2 separate regions of the Homo sapiens genome follow, and region 2 is linked to region 1. A link is a contact called in ENCODE Hi-C or POLR2A ChIA-PET data. All regions are on one chromosome and are shown on one strand. The core of a region is the stretch at or near the end of the contact, and the rest is flanking DNA. Distances in the headings are between cores, read along the strand shown. Region 1 has its middle 8.0 kb from the start of LINC01270. Region 2 has its middle 27 kb from the start of PTPN1.

Evidence for each region. A loop is a pair of places that touch in the nucleus more often than their neighbours do. ChIA-PET counts read pairs that join two places held with the same protein, here RNA polymerase II (POLR2A). Pooled maps may share reads with other maps.
Region 2: a map of Caki2 shows a loop between it and region 1 (2.7-fold over the local background). The contact joins two enhancer-like sites. A Hi-C loop is called at or near these places in 1 of 168 maps with a recorded cell type or tissue (Caki2) and 2 of 50 pooled maps. POLR2A ChIA-PET finds 5 or more read pairs at or near these places in 3 of 52 experiments (K562, WTC11 and activated B cell).

What each region holds. Positions count from the first base shown.
Region 1 is chr20:50,283,218-50,286,250 of GRCh38, forward strand. No RefSeq gene overlaps it. Among named protein-coding and RNA genes, the nearest start is that of LINC01270, 8.0 kb to the right of the region's middle. RefSeq lists a silencer at 2,650-2,699. Within about 2 kb of position 1,254, at least 28 of the 41 ENCODE cell types and tissues checked have a DNase peak (open chromatin) inside an H3K27ac peak, as active enhancers do.
Region 2 is chr20:50,482,026-50,485,013 of GRCh38, forward strand. No RefSeq gene overlaps it. Among named protein-coding and RNA genes, the nearest start is that of PTPN1, 27 kb to the right of the region's middle. RefSeq lists enhancers at 1,757-1,806, 1,847-1,956. Within about 2 kb of position 1,611, at least 38 of the 41 ENCODE cell types and tissues checked have a DNase peak (open chromatin) inside an H3K27ac peak, as active enhancers do.

The DNA of each region.
Region 1 (3,033 bases), core at 4-2,503:
GATGACCTCGCTGCCTCTCTCCCTCGCGTACTCCCTTCCAGCCCTGATAGCTTCCTGCTGTTCCTCAAGAAGCCCTGGGTCTTTCCACCTCAAGGTCTTTGCAGGTCCCTGGAGCCCTTGTCCACCATGGATGTCCACGGCTCCCTCACCTCCTTCAGGTCTGAGCTCGGATGCCACTCTCGACAGCCACCTTCTCTGACCCTTCCCCTGGCTTAAGTAGCCTCTGCCTGCTCGACAATCTCTCCCTCTACGCCCCTGACCATCCCGTGTTCTTTTTTCATAGGGGGAGGGGAAAGGCACTCCCAGGAGAGTGGACAGTGTGGGCCAGGGCCTGGACGTGTGGGCAGCAAGAGGGTGGGTGAGGGGAGAGTGGTGGAGCCTGGGTGGCTGAGCTTCAGGGGGAGGCATCCTCCAGGCAGGAGTGAGCAGGCCAGGGTCACCCTGACTCCGTCAGCCACTGGTTGTGTGACTTCAGGGAGCTCTCTCTGGACCCAAGAACCTGCAACTGCTGTTGGAGACCCACTAAGTGGACCTGTCATCTGACAGAGGGGGAAACTGAGTCTCCAAAGCTGCTGCTGTGACCTGCTGAAAGGGTCAGCCCAGGGATAGGGACAAACCAGGGGCTTCTAGCAGTCACTTGCACCTCAGTGTGAGTGAGCTCCCTGGATTCTTGGCTGTCTGGTAGCCCCTAGACCCCATGGGGCTTGGGAGGCAGAGTGATGGCAGGGCTGAGCCTGGGGTGGAGTCAGGGCTGTGTCAAGTCCCGGCCCAGCCTCTGTCCCGGCCCCTGGCTCCCTGCAGGGTGCTGGATTGCACAATCATACCACCCACAGCTGTGACCAAGGCAGGTGACACACGCTTTCTGGGAGCCACCCTTGGGCCGTGCAGCCTCGTCACACACACAGGGCCACCGATGGCATGGATGCACCCCGGCACATCCTGACTGCGAGGAGTGACTGCTCCTCACACTGCCACTTCCGGGCTGTGTGACTCTGGGCAAGTCACTTCCCCTCTCTGAGCCTCTTTTCCTCTTCTGTAAGAGGAGGTAATATAGTGCCTGCTCCCCTGGCTGTTGGAGGGATTGACTCTGCCCCCGCCATGCTGGCCCTCTGGCTGGTCCTCAAATGCACCGGGCATGCCCCACCCAGGGCCTCCACCTGCGCCCTTCCCTTTGCTTGGGCCGGCCCTTGCACCTCCTTCAAGTCTCTGCTCAAACGTCGCAGCTCATGAGGCCTTTCCTGCCCCTGACACTCCCTCCTTACTGAATTCCTCCCTGCATCTCTCAGTGCTACCTGACTCATCATGGTTCCTGCTTGTTTTGTCTACCCGCTCCTGGGTGGCAGCTCCATCTTTGTCTCTCTTGGTCATCACTGTGTCCCCAGATCCCAACAAAGCACCTCGTACAAGAAAGTGCTCAGTCCATAGTTGCAGAATAAATGAATGAATGAATGAATGAATGAATGAATGGAAAGTGCTTAGCTCCACGCCCGACCCTTAGTAAGCACCTGAAACCCAATGCCGTGTGGTGGTGTTAGCTTTGGCTCCCGATTTCTAGCCCCATCCAATCCCACCCTCATCAGCCCGGCGCCCGTGCTTTCTCTGCCTGGCCAGCTTCCTGCTGCCTGCACAGTCTCCTCCCTGGGTCAGGACGACCTCTGAGGGAATCGTGGGCCTGCACGGCTGGCTCCCTCTGGCTCTGCCTCCAGCTCCTCTTACATCTCCCGGGGGCAGAGGCTTCTGGGAAACAGGCTTTGAAGCTCCCCTGGGTCAGACCCGCTGGGGCCTTCCTTAGGCATTGCCTGATGTGACCCCATTAGTGAACAAATGGGGACAGTGAGACCTAGAGAGGGGCAGCCATGTCCGATGTCAGGCTTCGGGGCTCCCAAAACATCCAGGGAAGCTTCCAGGACTCTGGCTTCTTTGTTGTTTTTGGAACAGAGCTGAGCTCAGGTGCCTGTTTTCTAGATGACAAAACTGAACCCCGTTACAGGCTTTGGAGCCAGGTTTGAATCTCAGTCCTCTTACTTCCTGGCTGTGTGATCGAGGTTTGTCACTTGGTCCCTCTGAGGCTCAGCTTCCTTGTCTGCAAAATGGCACCCTAATGGTACCCAACTCACGGAGGTGTTTGGGGGGACAAGGTCAGCCATCCTGCAGGCAGGTGGGGTCTCTGGCCTCTCCCACGGGGTCCTGGGACTCCTGGCTCCGGAACCCCCAAGGCCCAGCCCCTCCAGGGCCCGCATGGTTCCCTCCTTGCTGGGATAATTTACAGTCCCAGGGCCATAGCTGCTGTTGCTTTATTTTTTTCCCTTCCCCGACTTCTCCCTTCCTCACCCTGGCCTCACTTCTCCAGAACCAGCTTGTTTTTGTTTTCTGTTTTTACGGCTCCATAAATGAGTCACGGGTCTGATTTGATTTAATTTCGTTGTAATTGTTATCTTTTCAAGCTTGTTTTTTTCCACTCGGTTACTCACGAGACCACAAAAACCTAAACAGGACGGGGCCTTCCCCAGCCCGGCCTCCTGGTCCCCCGGGACTCCGGGCCAGGGTCAGCAGCTCCTGGAGACTGAGGTGGGGTCTGTGGAGCTTCTGTGGGGAGGGACTTGGTGTCCCCAGCAGGACTGGGTATCCCGAGTCCCGGGCTGCAGCTCTGTTGCTGGACAGCCTTGAGAGAATTGTTCGAGCTTTCTGATTTCCCCAGCATCCTCCTTAGCAGGCTTTAGAACAGGGAACCAAAACCCAGGCACCTCTGGGCCAGAAGGTGAAAGGATGAGTAAGGTGGCCTGGTGCTGGCTCCGGTGAACTGGAGAGAACAGGCTCTCCTCAGGGGACGGTGGCCTCTGAGCCAGCAGGCGGCCCGGATCTTCCCATTTAGTAAGAGAAGCCAGAAGTCTGAGATTGTATGTGAAAAGTCCTGATTTTTAAATGTTGGCCAACGAGTCAAATTAAAAACAAATAAACAAAACCTGACTCTGTGGATATCTGTGGCCCCGTGGGCCACCTCTGGTCTAGAAGGTTCCAATTCTAGCTGCGGCA
Region 2 (2,988 bases), core at 361-2,860, 200 kb after region 1:
TAAGGGTAACTTTCTGCAAAATACAACAAAGATGTTCATGTGAAATAAAGGGGGTGATTTATGTATGAAAAGGTGGGGTGTGAGCCTTGTGAATACCATGGGAAGATGAGGTCCTTCCACTCAGGGAATAGGAGCCCCGTGGTTTGGCCCCAGATGGTAAACAGGAGTGCTGTTTAGTTGAAGAACAGCATGTCCCATTCTGTTCTTTTGGGGAGATTTAAAGCAAGACCGTTTGCAATTGGATCTAATTGATAAGTGTCTTAGTTTGGAATCCCCTGTTGGCACACCTCATATCTTAGTTTAGATTCTCTAGATACAGACCCTGAGACAAAGACTCAAGGACACATCACTTCTTTGGAAGGCAAAAGAAATACGAGTAGAGAAGAAAAGAGACCCAGGGAAAGGAGGACAACCAATATTAAGCAAGTTATCAAGACAGTTACTGCCCTAGGCAAGTGAAGCTTAATTCCACCTGTGTAGAACACATGTCTCAGAGTTATCTTACCTGAAGGATCAGCAACTCCATCTTGGAAGCTAATCCGCCATGTTGGCTTCTGATTAACCCCTGTTCCAAGAAGGCCTCTAAGATTTCTAGTTTATCTATTATTCCTTGTGTAAGAGCAGGTTCTGACTCTATATCCTGTCCTTAGGTCAAACAACCTTGATGTTATCTTACTTCAACTGTTCTACACATCCCTTCTGAACCACCCCTCTCCTATGGTATAGAAGCCCTGGGTCTGGGAGATAATGGAGTGGGGATCCACCATCTTGTCTGGCCACCGCAGGAGACACAGACGTGGCATCTGTTTCTAAGTTTCTATTAAAAGTTTCTTTCTAAGGAACTGAGTATGTCAGCATCATCTCTTCAGCCTCTCAGCTTCCTTGGACTTTGGGGTAAGTTTGCATAGACCTGCCCACTGCAAAACAATCAGGAAGCTGGGGTATTTATACACCACCTCTATCCATTCCTTGGTTGAAGGCAGCTGGAAAGAAGAGAAGGAATATTCATTCTCCAACCTCCTTTAGGCTGCTTGACTCTGACAACCAGAAGAAAAAACCCAAAAAACTCATAGAAAAAGATGCACATACTACCAGTTAGAAGTTGGGCAGTTGGCCAGGCGCAGTGGCTCATGCCTGTAATCCCAGCACTTTGGGAGGCTGAGGAGGGCGGATCACCTGAAGTCAGGAGTTCAAGACCAGCCTAGTCAACATGGTGAAACAAAATACAAAAATTAGCCGGGCGTGACGGTGGGTGCCTGTAATCCCAGGTACTTGGGAGGCTGAGGCAGGAGAATTGCTTGAACCCGGGAGGCAGAGGTTGTAGTGAGCCAAGATCATGCCACTGCACTCCAGTCTGGGCAACAGGGCAAGACTCTGTCTCAAAAACAAACAAACAAACAAAAAAAAGAGCTAGTTACCTTTATGGGCAACTGGGGCACAGTCCCAGAGGGGCCCTCAGGGGATGATGTGGAGTATACCGCAAGATTGTCTCAGGAAGGGTTGGGGAAACTGTGCTGTTTATCCGCAATGACCACTCTCAGCGGTTGAAGGTGGTGCCCGGGGCCAGCAACTCCAGTACACTTCCCTTCCCACACATGTGACCTGCCATGCGCACATGAAGCACACAGGCTCTGGGCAGAGAGATGCGGGTGCCGGAGGTTGGGTATACGTCACCAGCATTTATAGAACTGTCCATCTAGCTTCAGGCAGCTCTCTTGAGTGGGCTGAGGAGGATGAGTGAGCACTGATGCTGGCCAGGAAACTTAGGAGAAGGAGGGGAAAGGAAGAAAGGAACAAAACTAACATTTATAAAGTGCAGGGTAGTTGCCAGCCATTAGCACAGTTACTTTCGTTTTCTGATTCCCATTGTACAGTTGAGAAAAACGAGCTCAGAGAGGGAAAGTGACTTGCTCTTGACTATGTGACAGTTAAGTGCTGGAATTCCAGCTCAGATTGAGTCTACAAAGACAGTGTTCTCTATCTCCCTCTTCCTTTTCTCCTTGTCCTCCTCTTCTCTGCTTTTCTCTCCCTCTCCCTCCTCCCCACCACCTTGTTTATTTTTTTTCCAAATAATATTTAGAGTTACCAAGACAGAAGTCAAGAGGAAAGCTTTCTGGTGTCCTTAAAGATGTGCTTTATGAAAGATAGTTTTCATTTGCTCTTTTATTCATTTGACACATTTATTAAGCACCTATGATACGCAATATATAGAAAACAAGACAGACACAATCCTTGCCCCTTAGGCTTTATACTCTAGCAGGAAAAGGAGGCATTAAACAGCTAAATACACATGGCGAGGAGGGGGTAAGGGAAGCCTAGATGGGGAAGTGGGGGAGTGAGATGGGAACAGGAAGGCAGCCATAAAAAGCAATTAGTTGATTACGTTGTGATACAGGTTTCTCAACCTCCGCATTAGTGAAATTTTGACTGGATCATTCCTGTAGGCTGTTCTGGGCATTGTAGGATATTTAGCAGCGTCTCTGGCCTCTACCCACTAGATGCCAGTAGCATTCTTACCCTGGTTTTGACAACCAAAAATGTTTCCAGACATTGTCAAATGGCCCCTGGGGGGCAAAATCACTCCCAGTTGAGAACCACTGTGGTAAATAAGAAAGGCAGATACGAAAACATGTAACAAGGAAACAGAATCTAGGCATACCCACAAGGAAGTGCCTTTAGGACGAGATCCATGTGACAATAGGCATTAGCCAGGCAGAAAGCAGGAATGGCATCCTAAGTAGAGTAGACAGCATGTGCAAAGGCCCTGTAGCCAGACCTGAAAGGATACTGGAGAACAGAGAGTGGCCTGGTGAAATGGGCAGGGCTCAGTTCACACAGGGCCTTAGAGTCTGAGTTATAAATTTTAGCCTTTATCCATGGTCACTTTTCCTTTTTTTTTTTTTTTTTTTTGACACAGTTTCAGTCTTGTTGCCCAGGCTAGAGTGCAATTGTGCAATCTCAGCTCACTGCAACCTCCGCCTCCCAGGT